Linked DNA regions of Homo sapiens: all the other regions are linked to region 5. Evidence: chromatin loops called from intact Hi-C (ENCODE). Cell type or tissue: heart right ventricle. All regions are shown on one strand. Region 1 has its middle 65 kb from the start of GTF3A. Region 2 overlaps URAD (ureidoimidazoline (2-oxo-4-hydroxy-4-carboxy-5-) decarboxylase). Region 3 holds the start of RASL11A (RAS like family 11 member A). Region 4 has its middle 32 kb from the start of USP12-DT. Region 5 has its middle 140 kb from the start of USP12-AS1. Region 6 has its middle 13 kb from the start of RASL11A.

Region 1 (5,000 bases), 370 kb after region 5:
TCCTTCAAGGCTGTGGGCAGTAAAAGGCTGAGAACAGAGTAACATCCAGTAAACATTCAATAGATGATTGTTCTTTTTCTTTTTGCACTTAAAAATATGCAACATGAAAAAGTGCTAATGATTGAAACTGAGTGACGCATATTTGTGGGTTTATCAAACTTAAAAACTTTATGTATGTTCGAAATTTTCTGTAATAAAATTAAAATTTTAAATGTCATATTAATTAGGTGAGATATACCTATTTAATATCTGGGGATATTATAGCAGCTGGGATACAAAAATAGTAAAAAAGTTCCTGCCAATACTAACCTCTGAGTAAATAGGGGAGATATACATGTAAACCAAGAGTTTCAATGCAGCATTAGAAATGCAATGCAGGCTGGGCATGGTGGCTTATGCCTGTAATCCCAGCACTTTGGGTGGCTGAGGCAGGAGGATCACCTGAGGCCAGGAGTTTGAAACTGGCCTGGGTAACAGAGTGAGGCTTTGTAAAAAGCAAGGAAGGAAGGAAAAGAAAGAAAGAAGGAAGGAAGGAGGGAGGGAGGGAGGAAGGGAAAGAAGGGAGGAAGGAAGGAAGGAAGGAGGGAGGGAGGGAGGGAGGGGAGGGGAGGGAAGGGAAAGGACAGGACAGGGAAGGAAGGGAAGGGAAGGGAAGGGAGGGGAGGGGAGGGGAAGGGAAGGGAAGGGAAGGGAAGGGAAGGGAAAGGAAAAAGGAAAGGAAAGGAAAGGAAAGGAAAGAAAAGAAAAGGAAAGGAAGGGAAAGGAAAGAAGAAATAGAGAAGATGGGCCCGGTGCAGTGGCTCATGCCTGTAATCCAGCACTTTGGGAGGCTGAGGTGGGCGGATCACGAGGTCAGGAGATTGAGACCATCCTGGCTAACACGATGAAACCCCATCTCTAATAAAAATACAAAAAATTAGCCGGGCGTGGTGGCGGGCACCTGTAATCCCAGCTACTCAGGAGGCTGAGGCAGGAGAATAGCGTGAACCCGGAAGGCGGAGCTTGCAGCGAGCCGAGATCACGCCACTGCACTCCAGCTTGGGCGACAGAGTGAGACTCCGTCTCAAAAAACAAACAAACAAACAAAACAAAAAGAAAGAGAGAGAAGAATGAAGGAAGGAAGGAAAGGAAGGAGGAAATGTGGAGATGCATCCAAGCAATCCAGGTAGCTCAGCAGATGAATGCTACAGTGAGTGGGGCTGGGGGTGGAACCACAGGTGTCTTTTGTTTTGGACGTTACCTTCCACCTCTTGCTAGGAGTGCATAGCTAATTGAATAGCCTGAATTGACTTGTGCCCATCTGGAAAGCCCAATTTGGGGTTTTTCACACATAATAATTTCTTGGGCTCTGGAGTCAGGGTGTCTGGATTCAAATCCCTTACTTCCAATGACATAACCTCTTTGAGCCTCAGACTTCTTATCTCTGTTGGGGCCAATAACAGCACCTACCTTGTGGAATTACGAAATTAAGATATGGAGTTGAGCAGAGCATTTGGCATTGTGCTGGGCAAGTTGTTAAGTGCTCAAATGTTGGTTGTTTCTTACTTCTTCACTCCGACTCCTACATTATTATTACAGGTAACTCTTCTTCTATTCTGGAGTTTGTACGCAATCATCACCCCTCTTTAACCCCCACTTCCAGCAAGCACATTCCTGCAAGCCTTTCTTCTGATGGGAACTAGAAAGTCTGATTTGACAAGCTTTCCATTCCTTCTGCTACCTCGTTCCCTTGGGGAGGCTCCAAGTGACTGAGGGGCCTTTGGGCTGGAGGAGACAGTGGAACATAGGACAATGGGAGGGGGTTAAAATAACTCATGCTCTTGAAAAGAAAAGGTAAAGTCAGGCCTTGGGTAATGTGTAAGAGGGAGATGTTTAAAAATGACCCTTCCCTCTAGGGAAAGAGAAGAAAGACAGAAACTCCAGGCTCCACTTCTGCCGGTTTAGGGCCAGGCTCTGCTTTTTTGAGACTACAGCTCCACCTCGTGGCATCACCCGCACGGGTGTCTGTCTTGCTGTAGCCCACACTATCACTGTCTTCTTATAAACAAAAATTTGTCCATAATTTAAAAACTGAATGGAATATCTAACTTATTTTCTAGGTCTGGAATGGTGGCTCATGCCTGTAATCCCAGCACTTTCAGAAGCTGAGGTAGGAGGATTGCTTGAGCCCAGGAGTTGGAGACCAGCCTGGGCAACGTTGCAAAACTCCCATCCCTACAAAACAATTTTTAAAAATCTGCTGGGCATGGTGGTGCACACCTGTGGTCCTGGCTGCTCTGGAGGCTGGAGGATCGCTTGAGCCCAGGAGATTGAGGCTGCAGTGAGCTGTGATCATGCCACTGCACTCCAGCCTGGGAATGAGTGGCAGCCTGGCAGAGTGAGACTCTGTCTCTGAAAATAATAATGATAAAAATTGGCCGGCCACGGTGGCTCACGCCTGTAATCCCAGCACTTTGGAAGGCTGAGGCAGGTGGATCACTTGAGGCCAGGAGTTGGATACCAGCCTGGCCAACATGGTGAAACCCTCTCTCTACTAAAAATACAAAAATTAGCCAGGCGTGGTGGCACACACATGTAATCCCAGCTACTCGGGAGGTTGGGGCAGGAGAATCACTGAAGCAAACCTAAGAGGCGGAGGTTGCAGTGAGCCAAGATCTCACCACTGCACTCCAGCCTAGGCAACAGAGACCCCGTCTCAAAATAAATAAGTAAATAAATAAATAAATAAAAATAATCATAATAATTTACTTTCTCTATCATAAAACACTGGAAACATAATGTTCATTCTTGTCCTAATGAGATTTTCATCTTGGGAAAACATTCTTTTCTGCAGGGGAAGATACTGTTTTGAAATTGCATTTCAGTTACTTACTTACACATCTGGTACTCCCTCCTATTGTATGGAAGTGCCAGTTTCTCTCATAAAAAATACCTCATGTTCTAGAATGATACCTGCACAGGTAAGATGCTCAACTCATGTCTTTCCTCCTCTTCCTGCAGACACACAGCAGGGTGTCCCATTCAAACCTAACCTTGTTCTTGCCTCAGGGGTCCTCCTTGGAATGCTCACTCTGCACCCAAGCTGGCTTTTCAGAGTCATTCAGAGCCACTCTAAGGGATCCCTTTTCACTGGGCCCTCTCAACTATAAAATCATCACCAGACATTTCATCTCCCTTGTAACAGCTACACTCATCAGTGTAGCTGATTTCTCGTCTCCTTATTTCTCATCTGCCTCTCCCAGCTACCATGCATGCATCATTAACATTCCATGTTTGTTCTCTGCTTTCTTGGCAACAAATAGTGCCTGCACCTCGGAGGCACTCAGTACTTATTTGTTGAATGAATCAACTAATTCCATCTTTAAGAACTGGGTTCCGGCCAGGCGCAGTGGCTCACTCCTATAACCCCAGCACTTTGGGAAGCTGAGGCGGGTGGATCACCGGAGGTCAGGAGTTCGAGACCAGACTGGGCAACAGAGTGAAACCCCATCTGTACTAAAAATACGAAAATTATCTGGACTTGGTGACGGGCACCTGTAGTCCCAGCTACTTGGGAGACTGAGGCAGGAGAATCGCTTGAACCCAGGAGACGGAAGTTGCAGTGAGCCGAAATCATGCTACTGCACTCCAGCCTGGGCGACTGAGACCGTGTCAAAAAAAAAAAAAAAAAAAAAAGAAGAAGAAGAACTGGGTTCCTCTGCCAGCACAGCTGCCCATCCCATCGTGTGCTGGACCAGGGACCAGGGAATGAGAGGAATGACAAAGATGCCTGTGTCCCCCTTTAAGCCGTTATTTTGCAGGAAGCAGTGAGATGGTTGAACATATAGATTGGCATGTTTTCGAGGTGCTCACTGACTTTATTATTTGGCTCACTGAGCAGCTGTCCAATGAGGCTGGGTTTAGATTGTTTTGGGAAGAGATTCATATCCTTCTCCAATTACCTTTTCCAAGTTAGTCAGCCATTGCTGGTCGGTTCCCTCCACTATGAAGTTGTGTGTGTGTTTGTGTGCTCGCACCCTGCCCCCATAACCCAGGTGCGGGCTGAGGAGAGGAAGCATGTTTTATTTATTATTTTTATTTATTTATTTCTGAAATTCAGTTTTTTTTTTTTTGAGAGGGAGTCTCGCTCTATCACCCAGGCTGGAGTGCAGTGGTGCGAACTCGGCTCACTGCAACCTCCGCCTCTGGGTTCAAGTGATTCTCCTGCCTGAGCTTCTGGGACTACAGGCACCCGCCACCACGCCCAACTAATTTTTGTATTTCTAGTAGAGACAGGGTTTCACCGTGTTGGCCAGGCTGGTCTTGAACTCCCGACCTCAAGTGATCCGCCCTCCTCGGCCTCTCAAAGTGCTGGGATTACAGGTGTGAGCCATCTCGTCCGGCCTCTGTCGTGTGTGTGTGTGTGTGTGTGTGTGTGTGTGTGTGTGTGTGTGTGTGTGTGTGTGTAGAGAAGGGGTCTTGCTATGTTACCCAGGCTGGAGTGCAGTGGCCCGATCATAGCTTCCTGCAACCTCGATCAACCTCGATCTCCTGGGCTCAAGCGACCCTAGAGGAAGGGCGTTTCAGTATGGGCACTTCTTAGGAAATCTTCGCTGCTTTGGAGACTAAAAGAGCCCAAAGGCAGGTAGGTGAGCCGCGGATACAAGCCTCCCTGTCTCCCTGTTGTTGCATACAGGTCTCACAGGAAACTAAGTGAGGAGTAGGGAGGGCAGTGGGTTAGGAACAGCGATGGCCAGCAGATGGCGCCAGGCCCCAAGGCATGACCCGCTGGCCGCAGGCGCGCCTAGGAGTGGCCGCGAAGCTAGTCCCCAAACAAAGCTGGAGCCAATGCGCTCTCTGGGGTCCTTCACATCCTGCTACTCAACGACCTGAAGGTAATCAGCTACTTCCTGGCTCTGGGGCTTCACCTTTTAATGAGCCTGGTTAGCCGGTTTTGTTTTCTTTTGGGGGACGTGCGTGTGGTTTGTGACCCCTTTTTCCGTTGGCTCTCAGAGTCCAGA
Region 2 (5,000 bases), 1.0 Mb after region 5:
CTGAGCCCAAAGACCAATGCCTGACCTCTTCTTTCTCAACCTCTCCAGACCATGTCACCTGGTTGGCCCTCTCTCCTTAAAAAATGACTATAAACGGCCGGGCACAGTGACTCATGCCTGTAATCCCAGCACTTTGGGAGGCCGAGGCGGGTGGATCACCAGGTCAGGAGTTCGAGACCAGCCTGACCAACGTGGTGAAACCTCGTCTCTACTAAAAATACAAAAATTAGCTGGGCATAGTGGCACGCGCCTATAATCCCAGCTACTCAAGGCAGGAGAATTACTTGAACCCGGGAGGCGGAGGTTACAGTGAGCTGAGATTGCGCCACTGCACTCCAACTTGGGTGACAGAGCAAGACTCTGTCTCAAAAAAAATGACTACCACTTACCTTCAGAGACATCCTTTGCCTACTTTCATCTTGCTCTGCCAGATAGGTCACTAGCACTAGTACCACAGGACTCAGTACCCACATCTCATCCCTTTGTTGTTTACACCAATGTACTTACTAAGTGCCCTCAGCCAGTCGTAGGGTTTGAAATGCCATCCATTCTTTGATGACAGCAAGATATACTTTAGCCCTCAGTGTTTCACCAAGCTCCTCTGTTTTGATGCAACTGAGCAGTCAGCATTTTCATCTGGATGATTTTTGGGTATCTTAGACTCAGCAAGCTCCTTCCTCCATCCTGTCTTCTCAACTCTAAGTCTTCCTCAACTCGGAAAATGGTACCACCACCCACCCAGTGGCTCAGACTGAAAACTTAGGAGTGACCATTCAGCTCTGTTTCTGATCTGCCTTCTGTCATCAAATCCATTTAAAAAAATCCTGTTGACTCTAACTGTAAGCCCTATTCTGAGAATCCATTCGCATCTCTCCATCTCTACTGCGCCAACCACAGTCCAAGCAACCTCAACTCTTACTCTTACTACTGCAGTGGCCCCTCGACCTGGCCCCCTGCATCTGACATAGCCCCCACATCACCATCCTAAAGCATAAACCCCAGTGACCCATTGCACATGGAGAAGCAAGTTCCTTATTAGACCTAAGCAGCTTTACATGATCAGGCCCTTGCTGCCTCTTCCTCACATCCCTCTACTCCTTACTATTTTCCAACTACCTTGATCTTTCTGTGCCCCAAAAATGTCGAGTTCATCCTGGTCTCAGGTTCCTTTGCTTTTTTTTTGTTTTTGTTTTTGAGACAGAGTCCCATCCTGTCACCCAGGCTGGAGTGCAGTGGTGCGATCTCGGCTCACTGCAACCTCCGTCTTCCGGGTTCAAGTGATTCTCCTGCCTCAGCCTCCCGAGTAGCTAGGATTACTGGTGCGTGCTACCATGCCCAGCTAATTTTCTATTTTTAGTAGAGACCGGGTTTCACCGTGTTGGCCAGGCTGGTCTCGAACTCCTGACCTCAAGTGATCCATCTGCCTCATCCTCCCAAAGTGCTAGGATTACAGGCATGAGCCACCACGCCCAGCCAGGTTCCTTTTCTATGAGTGGCCTCATCCTAGATTTCAGCTACTTATTTCTCATCCTTTGGTCTTAAACTTAAATTAACCTCCTAAGAAAGACCACCTTTATTACATATTTTCTGCCATATTACATATATTTTTTCTGGGAATTTCTAGAACCTGAAATAATGGTATTTTTAATGTTAATCCTGTCTCTCTTCACTAGAATGTAAGCTCATTTAAGGCAAGGACTTGTCTTGGTCACTACCCCGTTCCCAGTGCCCACAACAATCCCTGGGGCACAGTGGGCACTCAGTGAATATTTTTTGACCAACACAGCACTTTTGGTAAGGAGTGTTTCATTTTGTTTTGTTTTGTTTTGTTTTCTGAATAAACAAACACATTTTAATAGCTTGATCCAAAACCCTCATAGCCTGTATTATAAGGAACTTATTAGTATCCAACTCCATTCATTCAACAAAAATGTTGTTTAGTAAGCATAAAGTAATAAATTGTGGCATTACTATAATTCTGAAAGACACAGAGATGCACTTTGTTTTTTTTGTGACAGGGTTCTCGCTCTGTCATCCAGGCTGGTGTGCAGTGGTGCAATCATGGCTCACTGCAGCCTCAACCTTCTGGGCTCAAGCGATCCTCCCACCTCAGACTCCCAAAGTGCTGGGATTACAGGTGTGATTCACCATAGCCAGCGGAAATGCACAGTTAATTAACTCTTATGAAAGTTGTATTGCTCTTTAATTTCATAACACAAATCCGTCCTGAATTTCTTCAGTTAGTGCATGTGAGTTTCAACTTTCTTCCCTTTACTAATTGTCCGTTCTCTTTCCTAGAAAACCTTTGCCTCATCTTTAATCTGTGGGAACTGATTGGCTGGAGAAGGTACTTTGCCCAATAGCACTAGAGCTCAATATTAATCCTGGACTGCCACCTACTGGCCAATAATCATCATAGCAGAACCTAAATGGACTCGCCCTTAGTCTAGAAACCCAGTTTTGTTTTCTGTTAATGGTGGAGGTTTTTCTTCAGTCACCAAAACAAATACATGACTAGGTAGACCACTGTAACTTGAACGTCTCTCTAAGGTACCTTCTTTTTAGATTCAAATAATCTATTTCACCCAGTTTGCTTCTTACTATTCAAAGGGTAAAGCTAGACTGTAATAAATCCCATTTTAAGGCTGGGCGCGGTGGCTCACACCAGTAATCCCAGCAGTTTGGGAGGCCGAGGTGGGCGGATCACAAGGTCAGGAGATTGAGACCATCCTGGCTAACACGGTGAAACCCCGTCTCTAGTTAAAAAATACAAAAATTAGCCGGGCATGGTGGTGTGTGCCTGTAATCCCGGCTACTCCGGAGGCTGAGGCAGGAGAATCGCTTGAACCCGGGAGGCGGAGGTTGCAGTGAGCTGAGATTGTGCCACTGCACTCCAGCCTGGATGACAGAGCAAGACTCCATCTCAAAAAAACAAACAAACAAAAGCAATTTTATTGGATTTTTTGACAAATAAAAATTATACATGTTTATGGTGTGCACCTTGATGCTTTCCATATATGTATACATTGTGAAATGATGAAGTCAAGCTTTTTAATATATCTATCACCTCACATATTTATCATTTTTTGGTAGTAAGAACATTTAAAATCTACTCTCTTGAAGGTGGGGCAAGGTGGCTCATGTCTGTAACCCCAGCACTTTGGGAGGCCAAGGTGGGCGGATCACTTGAGGTCAGGAATTTGAGACAAGCATGGCCAACATGATGAAACCCCATCTCTACTAAAAATAGAAAAATTAGCTGGGCATGGTGGCAGGTGCCTGTAATCCCAGCTACGAGGGAGGCTAAGGCAGGAGAATCGCTTGAACCCGGGAGGGTGAGGATGCAGTGAGCCAAGATGGTGCCACTGCACTCTAGCTTGGGTGACAGAGTGAGCCTCTACCTCAATTAAAATAAAAAATAAAAAAGCCTACTTTCTTGGCAATTTCCAAATATACAATAGATTATTATTGACTATAGTCACCAAGCTGCGAAGTAGATCATTTTATTTGATTATTTAAACAATAAAACATGGGGTCTAGGACATCAAGCATTTATCTTAATCAAATACATTAGTGGATAAATGAATGAAAACCCTAAAAACTGTTTCTAGACTTTGTTTCTCATTGTCTGGAAAAAGCCTTCAAAACCTGTTGGGTTGACTCTCAGGGTTATTAGAATTCCAGTCCTGCCACTTTCTAGTAGTGTGTCCTTGCTCAAGTTACTTAATCTCTGTGTGCCTCAGTTTTCCCATCGGTAAGAATGGGAGCAATAATAATACTATTCCTCATTTTATAGGGATATTAGAGGATTGAATGAGTTAGCAAGTGCAAAGTTTTTGGAAAAGTGCCTGAAACACACCAGTAGTAAAAGTTCAATACATTTTAGCTATTTGTTGTTGTTATTGTCACCATTGATAACATCACTTGTCTACTGTTACTGAGATGTTAAGATGAGGAGCTGCCGCCAGACAGCAATGAGGCTCCCAGCTGCTCCCAGACAAGTGCAGAACCGAGAAGCAGCCTCCACCACAGGGAGCTCCTCCCCAGAACCGTGTCTACTGCAGACACCAACAACCGTCCAGGGGGCCCAAACTCCCTCCAGCCATTTTGTCCACTGACCTACCACTGAGTCACCCAGTTAAAATGTGTGGGGAAGGGGGTAATGCCAGAATTCCCACTTTTCAGTATCACCTTGGAAACGATTTCATGCATTCATTCAGCAAACTTTGATTAAGTCCCAACATCCTGTTCACTCTGTGATCTGGGATTCTGACACTAGCCAGGAGACAGAGGTTTCATCAAGTCACGGGGGCATCAAAACAAGCCTCGGGAGCGGGGGTTGCCCACGTCCAGTGCTGCCCACACTCCACTATGCTCAGGGCCCTGACTGGACTGACCCGGAACTAGAACCTCTGGCCAGCTGGATTGTGGGGAGTGTTGGTGAGCAATAAGATGAAAATGGAGAAATTGTTATGTTTTTATCAAAGTTCCAGACACAGAGTAAGAAAGCCCCCAAAACGTGTGTTAAGTAACTGGCCAAACCCAAGAACAATAGATCTAAATTATTCACGCGATCCTAGCTTTCTCTCTCAACACGCTCCCTCCTCAGCCTCACCACTCCTTTGGGTATTAAGACAATCAAAGGATATGCCTCTCTTTTTTTTTCCTGTAAAGAAATTACTTTCCAGTGAGGCTGTCATTTTGCCTCCTCTATTCTATTTTCCTGTCAGACATTGAGAGGGTGGGCTCCGGGGCCTCCTGCTCCTTCCGGCCTGCCCTGCAGGAGTTCAGCTGAGAGGCTGTGGTCCCTTCACTCATCAGGCTGGGACTGGGCTGTCCCTGTGAGTCAAGGGTCAGAAAGCTCCAGTGATGACCCCCAAGCCCAGTGGAGGAGCTGAAGTCCTCAGCTATGGAGAGGCCCCCAGAAGTGGGTGAGTGTCCACATGGCCCCAACATTCCTGTCCATTTGATTTTATGACATCCTCTGCTCTTCCTAGATA
Region 3 (5,000 bases), 290 kb after region 5:
AGATCGAGACCATCCCGGCTAAAACGGTGAAACCCCGTCTCTACTAAAAATACAAAAAATTAGCCGGGCGTAGTGGCGGGCGCCTGTAGTCCCAGCTACTTGGGAGGCTGAGGCAGGAGAATGGCGTGAACCCGGGAGGCGGAGCTTGCAGTGAGCCGAGATTGCGCCACTGCACTCCAGCCTGGGCGACAGAGCGAGACTCCGTCTCAAAAAAAAAAAAAAAAAAAGAAATGAGAGCAGTAGGGATACAGAGGGAGACACCAAGAAATATAGGAGGAGAAATGATGGAACTTGGCGATTAATCAATGTGGAAGTGAGAGAGTGGGTAGAGTCAAGGATGTCTCCCAGGCTTGGGCCACTGGGTGGATGGAGACACATTCATTAGCATGGTCAATTACAAAAATGGACCCCATTCTCCATCACTCTCTGCTTCCTTGCCCTTTCACACGTGACTTTTCTGCTGTTTCCACAAAGGGGCGGAGTGTATTTCCCTACTCCTTGAATATGGGCTGGCCCCATGACTTGCTTTGGCCAACAGAATGCAGCAGAAGGGATGGGTTCCTTCTCAAGGCCTAGGTCTCAAGAGGCCTTATCCATTTCCACCCACTCTCTTGGAACTCTGCTCAGCTACCATGAAGGCAGGCCCTGGCCAACGTGCTGAATGAGAAGAGACATGTAACTCAGTCACTACCCTCCCTCATCACAGCCAACAGCTGCCAGACATGAGTAAGGCTATCCAAGGGCAGCCAGCCCCCACTTCCAGAACCTGGAAGCTCCCTGCAGATGCATCAAAGGGCTCAACAACTGTAAGTGATTGTTGTTCTAAGCCATCTAGTTTGGTGTGGCTTGTCATGCAGCAAAAACTGGTACAACCAGGGTAGAGAAAGGTATGAATTAGGGTGGGGCTGTCTAATAGGCGATTAGGCAAGTGAGGCTGGAACACAGGAGGTCAGAGGCATGAAGGTCTTCTAACTGTTCAAGGTTAAAGTCCTGAGGCTTCTGCTGTGCTATTTCTGGTGGGCTCCAGAAATCCAAGAACCAGTCTATAGCTCTGTGTCCTGTTCCTCACACTGCCCCCCACCCCACCCTAGACCCCACCATGCACCTAGAAGTAAATATTTGGATACTGAAGCAAATGCATGACTCAAGCACATAGGATAGTATTAATGATGGACACTTAGTGCAGGGCCAGGGCCCCCAGCCAGTGGAGTGCTCATGAGTGTTCAGGAATGAGCCAGTGCAACCCCTGCCTGCAGAGGAGGGGCTGGGCATGGATACTGAGATGCTAACCATCACTGCCCCTAAGGGGACTTCATCTATCCCTAGCAAGGTCACAGTGACTGCAGTTGCCTCCACTGATACTAATTCAGAGCTCTTGCCCCCCGCCCCCCGCCCTTTTCCCATATTAATGTTACCCCTTAGCATCTTTTCTTTTCTTTCTTTTTTTTTTTTTTTTGAGACGGAGTTTCGCTCTTGTGGTCCAGGCTGGAGTGCAGTGGTGCCATCTCGGCTCACTGCAACCTCCGCCTCCCTAGTTCAAGCGATTCTGCTGCCTCAGCCTCCCGAGTAGTTGGGATTACAGGCGCCCACCACCACGCCCCGCTAATTTTTGTATTTTTAGTAGAGACAGCGTTTCGCCATGTTGGCCAGGCTGGTCTTGAACTCCTGACCGCAGATGATCTTGCCCACCTGGGCCTCCCAAAGTGCTGGGATTACAGGCGTAAGCCACCGCGCCCAGCCCCTTAGCACCTTTTAAAAATAAAAAGGGCAGCGTTTTACAGCAATCTGTCCCATTGTTGCAGAAACATCCAACTGATTGCACTTTTTCTTCTTCTCTCGTCAACTCGTAACTCCTATCTCAAGTTCACCCACAGGTCTAGTGACTCCGGCTGGCTGCTGCGGGGCGAGGAGACTCGCAGAATGCCTGACTAGAGGCCACTCGCGCGCTCTGGACGGTGGCCGTATCTCCAGGGTCTGAGCCCCGGAGCCGCAGTCCTGCCGCAGAGCGCCTGGAGCCGCGAGCAGCTAGCAGCCCGGCGAAGCGCACAGCCTCGGCGATAGTCAGCTCCGCGGCCTCTGCTCCCGCCCCTCCCGGCCGCTCCGGGAAGGGGCGGAGACGAGGAGGAGCTGGGACGGCCGCCGCGCTCCCGGGCGCACCAAGCCCTTTAAAAGCCGCGGGCCTTGACAGTTCTGCAGGCAGCCGCCGCGGTCCCGGACCTCTAGTCCCGCACTCCCAGCTGGCGAGCCGGCTCCGGGTGCGGCGAGGCCCAGCCCTCTCGGATTGCGCGCCGGACCCCGGGACGCGCTCCATGCGGCCGCTCAGCATGTCCGGGCACTTTCTGCTCGCACCCATCCCCGAGTCCTCCTCGGACTACCTACTGCCCAAGGACATCAAACTGGCGGTGCTGGGCGCCGGCCGCGTGGGCAAGAGCGGTGAGTGCGGCGGGGACCCCCGGGCGGCTTCGCTCCCCGGCTCCGGCCGCGACCACTGGGGGCGCTGCGGAGAGAGGGCGCCTCGGCCGAAGCAGAGGGCGCGGGTGCAGGTAGAATCGGGCTGCTTTCGCGCTGGGTGGGTCCCGGTCCGTCCCGGCCTGCTTCCCTGGCGTTTCCTGGTGCATCTACTCCTGGGATCTCGGCGGGATTGGCGCCTGTTCGGGGATGGGGTGCGGGAGAGGTGTCCCGCCAGTCGTACTCGCGGCCAAGCCCGCGGCACCACGGCTTTGCGGAGCCTCTGGAAGCGAGCAGTGCCCACGGTTCTGCACCCTTCACTCCCCCCAGTTTGTCCGAGGTGCCTGGGTTTGACAGGCTTGTTCTACTCCTTCGGTTGATTTTCCTATTTCCTTTTCAGCAATGATCGTGCGCTTCCTGACCAAGAGATTCATTGGAGACTATGAACCGAATACAGGTGAGAATACTTTCACGCTCCCTGCTTTTATGCTTGCGTGTTTCTTTTTACGGATGGGAGTTTGAGAATTAAAAAGCAAACTCTACTTCATTCTCCAGGCAAGCTGTATTCACGGCTGGTCTATGTCGAGGGGGACCAGCTCTCCCTGCAGATCCAGGATACTCCCGGGGGCGTCCAGGTAAGAACCGCCAGGGGCAAACAGCTCACCCCCACCCGTGAGACCACCCCAGTGGGCACAGCACGTAGGGCGCCCATGCTGGGCGCAGGGGTCTGAGCAAGGCATCTAAACCGACCTGTGCGTTTAGAGGGAGGAATGGGCTGTCCACAGGTGGGGCCAGTGGTTGGGGTGTTAGAAACTCTCTAAGGGGGAGGCATGGTTAGAAGCAGCCTCCTCTTGTTAAGCACCTGACTTAACTTCACTTTGCAACCCTGGTGGGCCATCACTACTTAAGCAGGTCTCACCATTTCTTCCGGAGGTAGCCATGGAACCATTAACAAAGAAAAAAACGTTTAAAACAAAACAAAACAAAACAAAAAAAGAGGTAGGATTCTGATGGGAGAGACTCTTCTCCCCTGGCAAGCTCTGCTTTTTTTGAGACGGAGTTTCACTCTTGCCCAGGCTGGAGTGCAGTGGCTGGATCTCAGCTCACTGCAACTTCCGCCTCCTAGGTTCCAGCGATTCTCCTCGATTCTCCTGCTTCAGTCTCCCGAGTAGCTGGGACTACAGGCACCCGCCGGAACTCCCAGCTATTTATCTATTTATTTATTTATTAGTAGAGATGGGGTTTCACTATGTTGGCCAGGCTGGTCTCGAACTCCTGACCTCAAGTGATCCGCCCACCTCGGCCTCCCAAAGTGGTGGGATTATAGGCATGAGCCACAGCGCCCGGCCCAAGCACTGCTGAACTGCTGCTGTTAATGGCTGTTCCCTCAAGTCAGTAATTGCAATCAGATAACCCCTTGGCAGAGGGTCTAGAATGTAACTTGTTTATTAACCAGTTACTAATTGCTACTCCGTTCTCCAGAGGAAAGGTCTTGTGGAAGAACCCTAAGAAAGGAATTTCTTTCTGTAACATTCTTAAGAAGTGCATGTTAAAAATGTTTTTATGAGTTTGGGAATAGATATTTATCTTGGCTTATTTTCAAAGTTTTGTTTATTATGAGTTAGTGTTTCCTAAAACTTGAGCCATTCTGGTTTGAGGTCATTCTTCAGTCAGCCATGGTTCACCAGAGACTGCCTGACAAGCAAGGGGTTTAAAAATAATGCAGGGATAACAGCTAATAAAGTAACTCAGGCAGGGAGTTTGCCTGGGAATCTGTTCTTTCCATATCAAAAGCCTGCTTCTGCAGAAGCTGGGTGGAAACTGAAAACTGTATTTAGAGATTTCTTTTTCAAGTGTTTCTTCAAGGGTTGCCTTGATGTTGTTTTGAGTTTATCTCCCACTGAGGGTTTCCTTGACTGGATCTCATTTTGATGTTTTCTCAGATCCAAGACAGCCTCCCCCAGGTCGTCGATTCCCTGTCCAAATGCGTGCAGTGGGCCGAGGGTTTTCTGCTGGTCTATTCCATCACAGACTATGACAGCTACTTGTCCATCCGACCCCTTTATCAGCACATCCGGAAGGTCCACCCTGACTCTAAAGCCCCTGTCATCATCGTGGGCAACAAGGGGGACCTTTTGCATGCCCGGCAGGTGCAGACACAGGACGGTATTCAGCTAGCCAATGAGCTGGGCAGCCTGTTCCTTGAAATTTCCACTAGCGAAAACTACGAAGATGTCTGTGATGTGTTTCAGCATCTCTGCAAAGAAGTGAGCAAGATGCACGGCCTCAGTGGGGAAAGAAGAAGAGCCTCCATCATCCCTCGGCCCCGCTCTCCCAACATGCAGGACCTGAAGAGACGCTTCAAGCAGGCTCTGTCTCCCAAAGTCAAAGCCCCCTCTGCACTGGGGTGAACTATCTCAGACAGATGCCTCTCCTTTTTAATACGCATTTGTGCAGCTAAAAGACTGGGCTTCTCGCTTTTTAATCACACATTCAGAGTTTATTTTTATAAAAAAATTGATTTTCAAGTACATGTGTATTTCTGAAAATTC
Region 4 (5,000 bases), 220 kb after region 5:
GAGGATGTTTTTATACCATGTAAATGTCCCCCACAGCATCCACTGTGAAGGAGCCTCTCATTAATCCTTTTGGTCATTGGGCTGCCCTAACAAAGTGCCACAGCCTGGATGGCATAAACAATAGACATGTATTTTCTTACAGATCCAGAGGCTGGAAGTCCAAGATCAGATGCCATCAGTGCTGGTTTCTTCTGAAGTCTCTCTTCCAGATTTGTAGACAGTTGCCCTCTCTTGTCCCCATGTGGCCTTTCCTCTGTGTGTGTGGAGAGGGAGAGCTCTCTGATGTTTCTTCCACTTCTTATAAGGACAGCGATCCTATGAGATTAGGCCTCAACCCTTATGATCTCAATTATCTCCTGTCTCCAAATACAGTCACATGGGGGAATTAGGGCTTCACTATATGAATTTGGGGGCCACAATTCTGTTTCTAACAATAATCATGTGGTCAAGATGATCCAATCTGTGGATATCTATCAGTCTCTTTCCCTCACTTCCCACGTACTTGCTTAATTGGCCCATGAACAAAGCACACATATGGCAGGGATGGACGCTATGCATGGGCTCAGTAGCACACTCTCACCAAGACTGATCTGGCCTCTGCCAGAACTCAATGTCCAATCGGCCACAGCAGATCAACACTAAGACCCTAAAATGGCACCGTTCCTTAAAGAGACCCAGCAAAGACATCTGATTGCAGGTAGATAACTTTGGATCCCTTTCATCAGGTAGGAGGCAGAATTAGCCTCACAGAGACAAATATTTGCTCCAAGTATGGATTTGCCTTTCCTGTCCCCAGTATGTCTGCCAGCACCAAAGTTCATGGACTTAAAGAATGTCTTGTCTATCCCAAATGGTGTCAAAACTCAAACATCTCCCTGCAAGGGATACACTTTTCAGAGGTGGCAATGTGACAGCGGGCTCATAACCATGGAATTCACTGGTTTTATCACGATTCATTCCCTAGAAAAATATGGATTAATTGGGCCAGGCGCGGTGGCTCATGCCTGTAATCCCAGCACTTTGGGAGGCCGAGGCGGGCAGATCACAAGGTCAGGAGTTTGAGACCAGCCTGGCCAATATGGTGAAACCCCATCTCTACTAAAAATACAAAAATTAGCTAGGCATGGTGGCATGCACCTGTAGTCCCAGCTACCTGAGAGGCTGAGGCAGAAGAATCGCTTGAACCTGGGAGACAGAGGTTGCAGTGAAACAAGATCGAGCCACTGCACTCCAGCCTGGGTGACAGAGTGAGACGCCATCTAAATAAATAAATAAATAAATGGATTAATTGGATGGTGGAATGGCCTGCTGAAGACACAGACACAGTGACAGCTGAGGGGCAATGCCTGGCAGGGTGGGGTGCTTTCCTATAAGATGCAGTAACTGCCTCAAACCAGCAGCAGCCCAGGATGCCACCTCCCCCGTAATCAGATTGCATCAGCCTGGGAACCGAGGGGTGGAGGCAGGAGTGGTTCTTCGCACTATTACACTAATTCACCATGGAAAGAATTCTTGCTTTTTGTTTGACCTTGGGCTCAGTGGCTGACCTAGAAGAAATACTTCCATCAAGGAACACAAAGTAACATCCAATTGGAAGTTGAAACTGAGTGTGACCCTAAGCCATCTGAGCCTCCTCATGCTGCTAAACCAAAAGGCAGAGAAAGCAGTCACTGTATTGGCTGTCTCCATTGACTAGAAGGAAATTCCTTTGCAGCTACCCGACAGGAGAGACTCATCCAAGAGATTCACTGAGGCATCTCTTATTCTAGCAGTCGGTGGAAAGTGGTGCAACCCAGAGAGGCAGGTTCACCGAGGACTCAGATCACAGATGAAGGTATGGATCACCCTGCCAAGTAACAAACCCCACTCAGCCCGAAGGAGGTAATGGGTGGTGGAAGAAGGAAGCTATGATTATCAGCGTGGCCTCCATGACTTGTTCCAGAAATGTGCTCAGTCAGAGTTACATTTCATTGTAATTATTTTAATTGCCCCCTCACTCCAGTCTCCTTGAATCTCCCCCTCCTTCATACCTTCAATGATGGGCACTGGCAATGGCTACCATTTTAGACTCGAGGTTAGACTATGACTGAATTGAAGTCATCATGCAATGGTACAGCAGTTAATAGGAATTTTGTGGGTGCCCTCTGCTGGGAACATAAGTATTTCACCTGGCAAAAGGATAAGGGTGAATGCTTGAGGGGATCCCATACTGGATAACTTCCATTTGCCCCATCTAGCTGTCTTCAGACCAGGGAGGCAGACCTGTATGGACCGCAGCAATGGGCTCTCTTGCCCTCTGCATTCTGGTTAGATTCAGCCAATAGAAAACATGGGCAGGAGATCAAAGGATGGAGAAAAACGAAGTTGAGGTCACTATTTCCAATTCCTCCCTTGCTGGGTCACTACGGATTGACTGTGTCCTCTACTAAAAGCTTTTCCCTGGGTTTTGGTGACCATTCTCTCCATTTGCCCCTCCACCATTCCGTTATTAACTTGGGTATACCACACCATTCCCTGTTACTTTCACAGAACCCTGCCTACACTTTTGTAATAGTACCTTTGGGGTTTTCTGTTTTTCTTTTTTTTGAGACAAGGTCTCACTCTGTCACCCAGGCTGGAGTGCAGTGGCATGATCACAGCTCACTGCAGCCTGGAACTCCTGGGCTCAAGTGATCCTCCTGCCTCAGCCTCCGAAAGTGCCGGGATTACAGGCGTAAGCAATGCACATGGCCTATAATATTGTTAAACTGCCCTTGATTACCCAGTTTGAAGGCATCATCTGCTTCCTGCCAGGAACGTGCCAGATACAACCAGGGCCTGTGCATGGCCCTGGGGTTAAAAAAATAAAGAAGACCTGGTTCTCAACCTCAAGGAATTTGTGCATCTTATAGTTGAAACAATTACGTAGAGAGATACATAATTCAAATGACATGTAACAAAATGCATAACAGGGGTATATGTGAGGCATGCTGTTCTACCAAGGAGAAAGTGATCAGCTGTGCTTCCAGATGGGGGTGGGCACGGGGGAACAGGATCACTGTCCCCCGCTCCAAGATGAAAGATTTCAACTGGGTCTTAACAGATAAGTGGAAAGTTAGGAATGCCTCCTCTACACATCCTCACAAATTAGTTGGTTCTTTGATTCACCCAGGTGGCAGAAATGCCTCCAGCAATGTCTTCAGTGTGACAGGACTAAAGGAGAGGGAGTTCAGAGAAGAGACATGTTCCACACCACTCTAAGAGAGAGGCAGATGTCAAGAACAGAGGCTGTGAGGAGGTGAGGCAAAGAGCAGCTTCCCTGCCATTTTCTACACTATCCTGCCCCACAATGATGATCTCAACTCCCATTGTATATCCTAGTTGCACTCAGACCTGGGCAACCTCAACATGCAGACCCCTTCCTGAAGGCAGCATAATTCTTAACCCCTACTAAGGAGGAATGACACAATGGGCTAACATTTAATAAGTTTATTATATCCTTACCAGACGAACAATCTATGCGGAATAGAGGGGACAAAGGAACATGTTAAATAACACCATAAAGTTATAATCAGCAAAATCTAAACTGTGGGAAGCCCTACAGTATCAACTGGTTTATCCCAAAAATAAATTGCAAGGGAAGCAAATGGTTTTGAAGAAACCCAAAGATTAAAAGAGGTCTAAAAGGGCCATGTGCAGTGGCTCATGCCTGTAATCTCTGCCCTTTGGGAGGCAGAGGCAGGCGGATCACTTGAGCTCAGGAGTTCGAGACCAGCCTGTGCAACAACATGGTGAAACCTCATCTCTACAACAAATACAAAAATTAGCCAGGTACGGTGGCATGCGCCTGTAACCCCAGCTACTCGGGAGGCTGAGGCAGAAGAATCACTTAAACCTGGGAGGTGGAGGTTGCAGTGAACTGAGATCGCACCATTGCACTCAAGCCTGGGCAACAAGAGTGAAACTCCATCTCAGAAAAAAAAAAAATAATAATAATAATGGCTAAGCCCTTCCTCCAGAGATTCTGATTCAATTAAACTGGGCTTTGGGTATCACTTTTTAAAGTTTTCCAGATAATGCTAATGATTTCTTAGAGGAATATTTTTAGGACCAAGTGACACAGTCAATTATTTCCAATTAATTAATGATGCATTTGAATCAACCATTCAATCATGTATTCATTTATTCAGTTTTCAACTCTATTGACTGAATGTTCTATTTCAGAAAAATTATGTCTATGAACTTTCCATTTTTTAAATAGTTTTTACCATCTCCTAAAAATGTTTACCTTTTTTTTCCGCTGGATTTTCATTGGTTAACTACATAATGAAATTAAACTCTGAACAGCATCTTTCCCACAAATTTCACACTAAGCGCTTTTTCTAGAACTAGACAATAGCAAAGAAGAACAAAATTAAATAGTCTAGACAAGGAAGAAAAAAATCTATTTTCAGTTTATATTTTATTAGCAGTAGCTTGTCAGTCAGATGATATGTTAAAATTACCCAGAATAAAAAAGGAATGAGGCCAGGTGCGGTGGCTCTCGCCTTTGGGAGGCCAAGGTGGGAGGATCACTTGAGGTCAGGAGTTCAAGACTAGCCTGGCCAACATGGTGAAACCCCGTCTCTACTAAAGATACAAAAATTAGCCAGGCGTGGTGGCAGACACCTGTAATCCCAGCTACTCAGGAGGCTGAGGCAGGAAAATCACTTGAACCCGGAAAGTGGAGGTTGCAGTGAGCCAAGATCGTGCCACTGCACTCTAGCCTGGGTGACAGAGCAAGATTTCTCTTAAAAAAAAAAATCAGTAGTTTTTTGAAACCCTTTTTTATTTCTCCTTAAGCACTCTGCCAAATAATTATCCATATAATTAAAATTCTAGGTGACTTCAGCAGTGGGCCAGAGACGTAGACCTTTGTATCCAATGCTTTCAGAAAAGAAGGTAGAATACAAAGTTTCAATCTTGCTATGAATGCCTTTATGAATTTCTTTTATGCACATGTGCAAAAGTTGTTGTAGGAT
Region 5 (5,000 bases):
TTCTGAGCAGAGCTTTCTCGCCCCCTCCTGCTGCTAATGAGGGTCAAGGTGCTTCCTGAAAGTGAGGCCCCTCTGGGGAACTTGACTGCCATCAAGGTAGAAAACCCTGGAACTGGAAGGCAGCCACATGCTGGCTGATGCGGAGATTATTGTCATTTAAAAAGTGATGACTGTGAGAAAAAAAATTATAATTGATTTAAAAATAAAGGACTAGAATGAGATCTCTTGATAACTCTCCCCCTCCCCACCTCCCATTCACCCAAACTTGAGCCCAGCCCTCATGCATATGGGATCAGCCCAACTGGCCTTCTAATAGAGTTCAGCTTCCAGGGTGTGCCGGTCACTTTGCCCCGTGCTCCCAGCAAATGGTCAGGCAGTGATGCTTTTTGGTGAGGATGATAACTTTGGGTTTTGGTTTTTTCTTTTTTTAATTTTTGGTGTAATTTATACATAATAAAGTGCATAAACCTTAAGAGAATGTTACTATCTGCACACATCAGTGTGACCAGCAACCGGGTCACAATAAAGGCATTTCCAGTCCCCTAGGGGCCCCGTTATGCTCTCTCCCTGTGCCCAGTCAACCACATCCTGCCACTTGACTGGAAGACGTAGCACCATTCTGACTCCTACCTCCATGGGTTTGTGCTGCCTGGTTTTGAACTTTATACGAATGGAATCACACACCAGTTACTCTTATGCGTCTCGCCTTTCCCACTGCACTTTGTCTGCGACAGTCATCCATAATGGTGTGTGAAGCTATGACTTATTCTCTTCCTTGACGGCTGACGTGTTTTAATGGTGAGGGCTGGTCCTCGTGTGGCCTCAGTCTTCTTGTCCTGTTCCCCCAACTCCTTCTCCATTCAAATCAGCATGTGAACTTGCCCTCACTCTGTGATTTGCTAAAGATGGGAATGTTGGTTCCACTCATCCATGTTGCTCTGGAGAAAATCAGTATGCCCACCCTCCCTACGCACTGACGGTTCCTCCCACTACCCAAAGGCTCTGGTGAGGATCCCGTTTAAAATAAGGCTTGGCCACCCCTCCAGGAATGTGAGACATTGCCACAGGCTCCTGGAAGCCTTTTTGGAAATGCCCTCCCTGAAGGGGTTTCATCAATGGCAAGAAACCAAATTGGCTCTAGAGTCTGATGGAAATATTGTATTCGGGCCTTAGATGGTGTCAAGACTATGCTCTGTTCTGGGCTGGTAACCAGCATGGAGAAATGCCACCATTGGACTTTGGCTAGGAAATGAGTTCAAGAGATAATAAAGTGCAAAAACAAAAAGTGAAAAGATGTATTTTTTTTAAACATTTATTTATTCATTTATCTGTAGAGATAAGTTCTCCCTATATTGCCCAGGCTGGTCACAAACTCCTGGACCCAAGCAATCCTCCCACCTCGGCCTCCCAAAGTGCTGGGATTACAGGCATGAACCATATGCCCAGCCATATATATTTTTTTTTTTGAGATAGAGTCTGGCTCTGTCACCCAGGCTGGAATCCAGTGACTCAATCTCAGCTCACTGCAGCCTCCACTCCCAGGCTGAAGCCATCCTCCAGTAGCTGGGAGTACAGGTGTATGCCACTACACCCAGCTAATTTTTTTTTGTATTTTTCATAGTGATGGGTTTTGCCACATTGCCCAGGCTGGTCTTGAATTCCTGAGCTCAAGTGACCCACCCACCTCAGCCTCCCAAAATGCTGGAATTACAGGCGTGAGCCACTGCACCCAACTGAAAAGATGTTTCACAGGCTGAAAAGGAAGGACAGTGGTAAGTAAGGAGAAGAGAGGAGAGGGTGAGTCTTCCTAGTTGTCAGAAGCTAAGGAAGGGAATGCTTAGACATAAGAGTAGAGTGGTACGGTCAGGGGAGAATCGCAACTTCTAGTATTAAAAACAATTGTGGGCACTGTGGGTGTGCAAGTTAGAAAACATGTAACGAACATGTAGCTACCAGTCTGGCCAGTAGATGTCAGGCTAAGACAACCTATTCTCTGTGAGCACCACCGCCCAGCTGATGAACAGCCTCTCTGAGCCAAAATTCAATAAGAAACGTGGGACTCAGAGAAGGTGTGGCAGCATTGTCAAATTAGGCAAATCTCTGCTGTTACTCCAACAGTCTAATGAGCAAAAAGTCCTGTAGGAATCACAGCTCTTTTTCTCAACTTTTTTCTTTTTCTCTCTTAACTCCTGGCTATACTTAGATAGATAATAGAACTCAAGAAAGACAGGCTTATTTTCTGATTTCCAGTTATTTATTTCAATATAGATACTTCTTTCTGCTAAGTTAGAAAAATTGCATAGCTTGGGATGTGATGCGTTTGAGACTTTTTAATTTTTAAAAAAATTTTTCTTTTTTTTTTTAAGACAGAGTCTTGCTCTGTCACCCAGGCTGGAGTGCAGTGGTACAGTCTTGGCTCACTGCAACCTCCGCCTCCCGGGTTCAAGCGATTCTCCTGCCCCAGCCTTCCAAGTAGCTGGGATTATAGGCATCCGCCACCATGCACAGCTAATTTTTGTATTTTTAGTAGAGACAGGGTTTCGCTATGTTGGCCGGGCTGGTCTCGAACTCCTGACCTCAGGTGATCCGCCCACCTCGGCCTCCCAAAATGCTGGGATTACAGGCATGAGCCACCATGCCTGGCCACTTTTGAGGCTTTTGGCAATGAGAGATACCCAAACTCACAGAGGCATTGTCTTCACTGTATTATCAGAAAATATTTATTGAGGCTCTATACTCAGGTCTGTGGCTTGGTGTTGGAAAGTACAAAGTGCCCCTGATTCACGGTCTCTGCCTTCTAGCTATGAATTCCCTATTCATCTATAATTTCCTTGAGCACCAAGACCAAACCTTACAGACTCCTGAATGGATGTCTGCATATAGGTCTCCTGCATGGATGACTGTGCTTGGCACATAGAAGAATTTCAACAAATACCTGCTGCTTCTGTTGTCTTCCACATGTACCAGCAAGCTAACATGTAGGGGATACCACTCAAAATCTGACAGTACACAATTAACTGCTAAATGGGCAGTTGAGACACCAAAGCGTTTTAGGTTTTTTTTCTCCATTTTCCCCGGCTCCTTGCACAGCGAGGACCAGGATCATGTGATCTGTATTTCTTTTGCTGTCATCATTGCTAGAGACCACATACTGAGCATGTCCTTGTGCCTGGCCCTGGGAGAAGTGTGGTGTGCATTCTCTCTTAATTTTCACAACTCCAAGAGGCAGGTATTACAATTATTCCCATTTTACAGATTAAAAACCTGAGGCTTAAAGAGGTTCAATTTGCTCACAGTTACAGCACATTGAGTCTGTCTAGTAACTAAGGTGATGGCAGCAGGAATTGTCTAGCAAGGCATAAGACACAGGGGTCAGTGATGGTTGGTGGCCTAAGCCCCTCACCCAGCACCATATATTTTCAATGAAGATCATGGACCTGTCTATGTTTTCAATGAAGAGCCCGTGTGGTTTGAAAGTGCACCAACTGCAAAAAGCAGACTGCATCCTGGAGGGGCAAGTCCCCACGTATAACTTGCCCAAGAGCCTGGATGTGTGGACTCACTCTTGGCATGGCCGTGAAAAGCAGTCATCCACTTCTTAATTGATTGTACACTGGTTCCATCTCAAGGATTCCCAGAGAGGATTAAGAAAAAGGATGTTATTCAACCAAAACGCTGATCAAATTAAATATTCAGATCTCAGATATGTCAGTTAAGATCTCAGCTCAAGGCTGAAATATTTATAAGGAAGATCCTTTCCTCTTTTCCTCTTCAAATCTCACATGTCTGTACTCAGTCCACCTCCCGCTTCCAACCCCTTTTCCTCTCTTCCTTCACACTTTGCCTCTTCAGAGCAAATACACTTAGCAAACCCGTGGATGTCCCTAACAAGTCCAGGGACACAGCTCATCCTCAGCTTTCTAAGAACTCATGATACTGATGCCCAGGCCATGAAACCGGACCCAGAGGGCAGCAGCTTTACCCGTGCAGCTCATTCAGCACCTACCATATGCTGCAGGATAAGTCTAGGAGAACCGGCCTTCATTGTCTCTCCCTATGCGTCCCGCCTGGTCCTTGAAATAAGTTTGGAGTTAGAGACTAGTTCTCGGTGGGGCTGTTGAGACCTCTAAGGCAGCAAGTTCACACTTCATTACCCGCTGCTATGACCAGGGAAACACAGATTCCAGAGATAGGCTGTCTCTCTGAGCAAAGTACTGCAGTAACGAGCAGAGACTCCAAAGCCAGAATTATGGGCTCCCTGCCCGGTTCTGTCACTTCAAGCTGTGTGGCCTTGGGCAAGTCACCCAGCCTCACTGTAGATCTGTTTTTTCATCTGCAAAATGGGACGACAATGCTGCTACTGTTAATGATGATGAAACAGCTACTATTGGTAAATAACTTAGAACAGTGCAAAACACAATCCACTCGTGATTTTTTAACCAACATCAAACATTATTAAAAACCTTATTAAAATTTTTAACCAACATCAAACCTTATTAAAACATCTCAGCCTCTGCTCTTGGTCCTGAGCTCATGAACTGTGGTTGCCACTAGAGCAACTGTTAATGGAAACACAAATTTCTGATACAGATTAAATATTGAGCTGAACCCACTTTCACTAATTCAACAAATTAGGCTTTCTTTGCCTTACTCCCAAAGAAAGTTTTGATCTTCTGTCCTCTTGGGACCTTGTCAGGTCTCTGACCCTGATCCTCTCTGCTCCTCCCAACTGCTCATCAGATATCAGGGTCACTGCCTCTTTGGCCCCATTTCTGATGGCCTTTGGGTTCTAGCTGCTCTTAACTTCTGCCAGTAAAAATCTTGGCTCCTATTACAACTTCAATGTAGTTCAAGTCAATGCTCATGTATTAAGCACCTACTAGCCCAAAGCACTTAAAGAGATGCGACGATATTCCCATGCATACCCTCGGGTGAGGTGCATGCTGGGCTCATTGAGTTATCACACAAAATGGAAAAAACCCTCTGGCTGAGACCCAAAG
Region 6 (5,000 bases), 300 kb after region 5:
GAAATTTATCATAATAAATTGACTCATGCAATTATGGAGGCTGACAAGTTCCAAGATCTGCATTCAGCAAGCTGGAGAACCAGAGCTGATGGTATAATTCAAGTCCAAAGGCCATCTGCTGGCAGAATTCCCTCTTGCTTAGGGGAGGTTAACCTTTTTGTTCTATTCAGGCCTTCAAATGATTGGAAGAAGCCTACACACATGAGAGAGGGCCATCTGCTTTACTCAGCCTGCTGAATTGAGGTGTTAATGTCACCCAAAAACACCCTCACAGACACACCCAGAATAATGTTTGACAAAATATCTGGGCACTCCATGGCTCAGTCAAGTTGACACATAAAATGAATAATCATATGCAGTATGGGTTTTAGCTGCATTATCTCGTTGAATTCCCCCAACAATTCTATTAAGTAGTTTACTATAATCACCATTTCACAGAGGAGGAAAATGAGGCTCAAAGAGGCTAGTTCACTTTCTCATGGTTTCTCAGCTAGTAAGTGGCACAGCTGAGATTTGAATCTGAGTCTTCCTGACTCGAAAGCCACTATACTGTGTGGCTTCCAAGCCAATTGTCTTACTGTATGCATCCTCATGGATCATCTGGAAGCTGCTACCACTCTCCTAATCAACTATTTGGACGTTGAATATTATATGGTATCTGTCAAGGCTGTCACTTGCAAGCAATAGAACAGACTGGCTGATTTAGTGAAAAGGGGTTATATTAAAAGGCTGTTGAGTAACTCACAGAGTCACTGACTGAGATAGCTGGAGGACCACAGTGGAGGCTGTGCAGCTCTAAGGGAGGCTGAGATCCTAAATATCTGGCATTTGTATCATCTTTGTGGTAGAGGGGCCCTGCCGGTCACCCAGGATCATAAGGCAAAGGGGGTCTGGAGACCGAGAGTAGCCAGAAAAAACAGCAAAGGCCACCACACATATTTAGTGGTGATTGGCTGATGGGAGGTGGCACCTACTTTCAAGTGTAAACATGACAACTGCAGTGACCAGCTCCAAGGTGTGTGCTGGGGGCTTCTACTGGGGAAACTGAGATTTTTAACTGGGGTGTTAACAACCAAAGTCTGTTAGTGCAGAGAGTTATTATGGTGGATTGAGTTGTGTTATCCCAAAATAGATATGCACAGCCCCCAAGACCTCGGAGTACAGCCGTATTTGGAGTTAGGGTCTTTACAGAGATAGTTAAATTACAACAAGGTCATTAGGGTGGGTCCTAATCCAATGTGGCTGGTGTCCTTATAAAAAAGGAAGATTTGGACACAGAGACAGAGGGAAGCCTACATGAGGAGACTGGGGGAGAATGCCACGTGAAGATTAAGGCAGAGATGAAGGGGTGATGTGTACACAAGCCAAGGAAACCACAGAAGGCAGGAGTGAGGCCGGGAGCAGATCCTTTCCTAGCTCCTCCAGAAGGCGCACAGCCCTACCAATCCTTGATTCTGGACTTCGGCCTCTGGAACCAGGAGACAATGTCTGTTGTTTAAGCCCCCAAGTTTGTGGTACTTGATTACTGCAACACTAGCAAACTGGTACAGGTAGTAAATGTCAGAGCCCACATTAACGCCTGAATCTCTCTGAATCTAAAGCCAGTGCTCTTTCAGAATCCAAATCCATGCCTCGCTGCCAGGCTCGGGCAGCCCAGAGCAGAAGAAAATGGGACTCTGTACTGGATTCCTGAATTCTAGACTAGAGTGTGGTTTAGCTGATATGAAATCCAAATGGCTCCCATAAGAGACAAGTGTCTTTCTCCCACACATGCAGGTAAGCTGGGCACTGATGCTCCGCTCTGGGGATTCTTGGGGGCCCTGGCACCCCCTCTCTGTCTCTCTGCCTTTCCCAGGTGCCACCCTCACGATGGCTCTCAGCCACGTCCACATTCCTGGTAGCAGAAAGGGGGCTGGAAAGGGCAGGGCAAGAGCAGGCTCCCTTCCTGTTTTTTGGAGACAGAGTCTCGCTCTGTTGCCCAGGCTGGAGTGCAGTGGTGCAATCTTGGCTCACTGCAACTTCTGCCTCCCGGGTTCAAGAGATTCTCCTGCCTCAGCCTCCCGAGTAGCTGGGATTACAGGTGCTGCCACAACGCCCGGCTAATTTTTTGTATTTTTAGTAGAGATGGGGTTTCACCATGTTTGCCAGGCTGCTCTCGAACTCCTGACCTCAGGTGATCCACCCGCCTCAGCCTCCCAAAGTGCTGGGATTATAGGCGTGAGCCACCGTGCCTGAGCCAGACTTTCTTCCTTTAAGGCAAGGGCGCTGAACTTAACCATATCCCTTCATTCACTTCCACCATGTGACAGAGAAATGCACTCCTTAGCATGGCGGCTCTTGTCTGACCGAAAATTACAATTTATTTAAGGAGCTGAGAATATTGTAAGATAGAGTTTCTTGGGTTTTTGCAGGTTTGTATGGGACGAAAAAGAGAAGGGGTGATTTTCTTTCAAGTCTGGCTAGAAAAGGAAGTGGATGTTTGCTCCCCAATGGCATTGTCCTGTGTCTTCTCAGTGGCTTCTCTGTTTCTGGGCCCGAGAAGCCTGGAGACTCCAGGGCGCCTGTCTCAGCATCTCCTGAGTCACCCACACCAATCACAGCAAGGTCCCCAGCCTCAGCTGGGTGTGGTCAGACTGGAGAACACATCTGATGGTCAATGTCATCCTCATTTATGAATGTGGGGAGCTTGGGATGGAGGAAATGAGAGAAGTGGTAATTCATGGGCTCTGGTTCTCTATCTGGAGATGTAAAAGGAGTTGGGTGTAGTGGCCAAAGCTGGGCTTCCTTTCTGTGCCAGTTCCATGGGCTCTGGTGCCCTCTAGCCTGGCCCTGAGATCAAAGCACCCCTGGGTGGGGTGGGAAAGGCATCTGAAAATCAAACTTGATTGGTGCTGCTGGAGCTGTTCAAACCTGTGAAAGGTAGACTAGATAGTGGATTATGCAAGTCCTTTTGGAACTTGGGTAAGTTATTTCGCCTACCTGGCCCTTAAATTCTTCATTTATAAAATGAAAGGTTGAGGTTACATTAATGCTCCACAGAATCTAGCATGTAGTAGAATCACACTTGTCTAAATGCACTGTCAGAGATCCTGACACAGGCTGGGTGCAGTGGCTCACGCCTGTAATCCCAGCACTTTGGGAGGCCGAGGCAGGCAGATAACCTGAGGTCAGGAGTTCGAGACCAGCCTGGCCAACATGGGGAAACCCATCTCTACTAAAAATACAAAAATTAGCAGAGCAGAGCGTGGTGGCACATGCCTGTAATCCCAGCTACGCGGGAGGCTGAGGGTGCAGAATCACTTGAACCCAGGAGGCAGAGGTTGCAGTGAGCCTAGATCGCACCATTGCACTCTAGCCTGGGTGATGAGAGCGAAACTCCGTTTCAAAAAAAAAAAATAAGAGAGAGATCCTGACACAGCAATTCCAGCTGGGGCCCAAGAATAATAATACCCAAAACCTACTGAGCACTTGACATGTGTCAGACACTGTTCTGAAGAGTTTTATTTCTGGATTAACTCATTTTATCCTACAACAGACCTGTGAGGTATGTATTTATCATCCTGATGTTACAGATATGCAAATTGAGGCACATGGCAGCTGACAGACTTTCCCCAGGTCATACAATTAGGGAGCCGCAGAGCTGAGACCCAAGGCCTGTGACGTTGCCTGCCAATCTTGCATTCTTTGGTACTGCTTTTTTTTTTTTTTTTTGTTACAGAGTCTCGCTCTGTTGCCCAGGCTCACTGCAACCTTTGTCTCCCAGATTCAAGTGATTCTCCTGCCTCAGCCTCCTGAATAGCTGGGATTACAGGCACCTGCCACCACACCTGGCTAATTTTTGTATTTTCAGTAGAGACGGGGTTTCACCATGTTGGCCAGGCTGGTCTCGAACTCCTGACCTCAGGTGATCCACTCGCCTCGGCCTCCCAAAGTGCTGCGATTACGGACGTAAGCCACCGTGCCTGGCCTTCTTTGCTACTGCTTTAACAAGACGCTGTCATAAACCACAAGCCAGCCTTTCTGCTGGATCTGTAAATAAACATTGCCCCAAGGGAGCTTGAACTTTAGTAAAGAAGCTAAGATTGATGCTCAAATCACGGAATACAAGGCTGACCCACAAAGAAGCCCAAGAAAGGAAGAGCAATGTGCCCTGGGAGCAGAGTGGGTGGTCCACAAGGGGGCTCCAGTCTTTCTGACAGGAGGGGTTAAAGTGAGCATCTGAGAGAAGGAGGCACTGAATGTGGCTCCCAAATTGAGGAACATGTCAGGGGTCGGGTAGGCGGGGAGCTTCCAGCCAGAGACAGTGGCCTGTGCTCAGAGTACCAGGTACTGATGTGACTGGGCATTCTCCAAGGTGCAGGTCCTTTGGTTTGGTGCGGACACATATAAGAGAGACTCAGTGGGAGGGAAGGCAAGTCTGCGTCCAGATTGTGAAGAGCATTGATGTCCTTCCAAGACAGGAAAGAGGCAGTGGAAGCCCCAGGGGCAGCCAATACAGCAGAATGTGTTAGAGAGAAGAGGAAACTGTGGCCATCTCAAAAGTACCCTGAAGGCTGGGCACAGTGGCTCATGCCTGTAATCCCAGCACTTTGGGAGGCTGAGGTGGGTGGATCACCTGAGGTCAGGAATTTGAGACAAGCCTGGCCAACATGGCAAAAAACCTGTCTCTACTAAAAATACAAAAATTAGCCAGGCGTGGTGGCAGATGCCTGTAATCCCAGCTACTGGGGAGGCTGAGGCAGGAGTATCACTTGAACCCAGGAGGTGGAGGTTGCAGTGAGCTGAGATCCCGCCACTGCACTCCAGCCTGGGCGACATTGTGAGAATCCATCTCAAAAATAAATAAATAAATAGCTGGGCATGGTGGCTCACGCCTGTAATCCCAGCACTTTGGGAGGCCAAGGCAGGCGGATCACGAGGTCAGGAGATCGAGGCCATTCTGGCTAACACGGTGAAACCCCATCTCTACTAAAAATACAAAAAATTAGCCGGACATGGTA

Evidence for each region. Peaks named below come from ENCODE experiments on the same cell type or tissue, not always from the same donor. Only the 100,000 strongest peaks of a DNase experiment are listed, where the experiment ranks them.
Region 1: a loop joins it to region 5, with 18 times the contacts of the local background. A loop is called at or near these places in 107 of 110 quality-filtered maps.
Region 2: it touches region 5 in a loop (3-fold over the local background); 33 of 110 quality-filtered maps call a loop at or near these places.
Region 3: it touches region 5 in a loop (3-fold over the local background); 84 of 110 quality-filtered maps call a loop at or near these places.
Region 4: it touches region 5 in a loop (9-fold over the local background); 36 of 110 quality-filtered maps call a loop at or near these places.
Region 6: it touches region 5 in a loop (8-fold over the local background); 82 of 110 quality-filtered maps call a loop at or near these places.

Annotation. Positions count from the first base shown.
Region 1 is chr13:27,357,416-27,362,415 of GRCh38, forward strand. No RefSeq gene overlaps it. Among named protein-coding and RNA genes, the nearest start is that of GTF3A, 65 kb to the right of the region's middle. RefSeq lists an enhancer at 4,939-5,000. In heart right ventricle, CTCF peaks have their summits at 1,999 (motif pointing left), 4,736 (motif pointing right) and 4,945; DNase peaks (open chromatin) are centred at 1,986 and 4,746; H3K4me3 peaks cover 394 bases.
Region 2 is chr13:27,982,054-27,987,053 of GRCh38, forward strand. All of the region lies in intron 1 of URAD (ureidoimidazoline (2-oxo-4-hydroxy-4-carboxy-5-) decarboxylase), which reads right to left. All of the region lies in intron 2 of LOC105370132 (a long non-coding RNA gene), which reads left to right. Among named protein-coding and RNA genes, the nearest start is that of URAD, 4.1 kb to the right of the region's middle. In heart right ventricle, CTCF peaks have their summits at 2,398 (motif pointing left) and 2,603; a DNase peak (open chromatin) is centred at 2,395; H3K27me3 peaks cover 4,689 bases.
Region 3 is chr13:27,268,636-27,273,635 of GRCh38, forward strand. RASL11A (RAS like family 11 member A) reads left to right here and starts at 2,195. Exons shown (of 4, transcript NM_206827.2): 1 at 2,195-2,433; 2 at 2,849-2,905; 3 at 3,004-3,083; 4 at 4,392-5,000. The coding sequence starts at 2,310. The coding sequence ends at 4,859. RefSeq lists an enhancer at 1,657-2,157 and silencers at 2,106-2,325, 2,366-2,595. In heart right ventricle, CTCF peaks have their summits at 2,456 and 2,661; DNase peaks (open chromatin) are centred at 2,106 and 2,476; H3K4me3 peaks cover 3,225 bases; H3K27ac peaks cover 3,138 bases.
Region 4 is chr13:27,201,947-27,206,946 of GRCh38, forward strand. No RefSeq gene overlaps it. Among named protein-coding and RNA genes, the nearest start is that of USP12-DT, 32 kb to the left of the region's middle. In heart right ventricle, a CTCF peak has its summit at 2,123 (motif pointing left); no DNase peak of the experiment used is centred here.
Region 5 is chr13:26,983,507-26,988,506 of GRCh38, forward strand. No RefSeq gene overlaps it. Among named protein-coding and RNA genes, the nearest start is that of USP12-AS1, 140 kb to the right of the region's middle. In heart right ventricle, CTCF peaks have their summits at 1,962 (motif pointing right) and 2,162; a DNase peak (open chromatin) is centred at 1,975; H3K4me3 peaks cover 78 bases; H3K27ac peaks cover 1,569 bases.
Region 6 is chr13:27,281,508-27,286,507 of GRCh38, forward strand. No RefSeq gene overlaps it. Among named protein-coding and RNA genes, the nearest start is that of RASL11A, 13 kb to the left of the region's middle. In heart right ventricle, a CTCF peak has its summit at 2,817; a DNase peak (open chromatin) is centred at 2,804.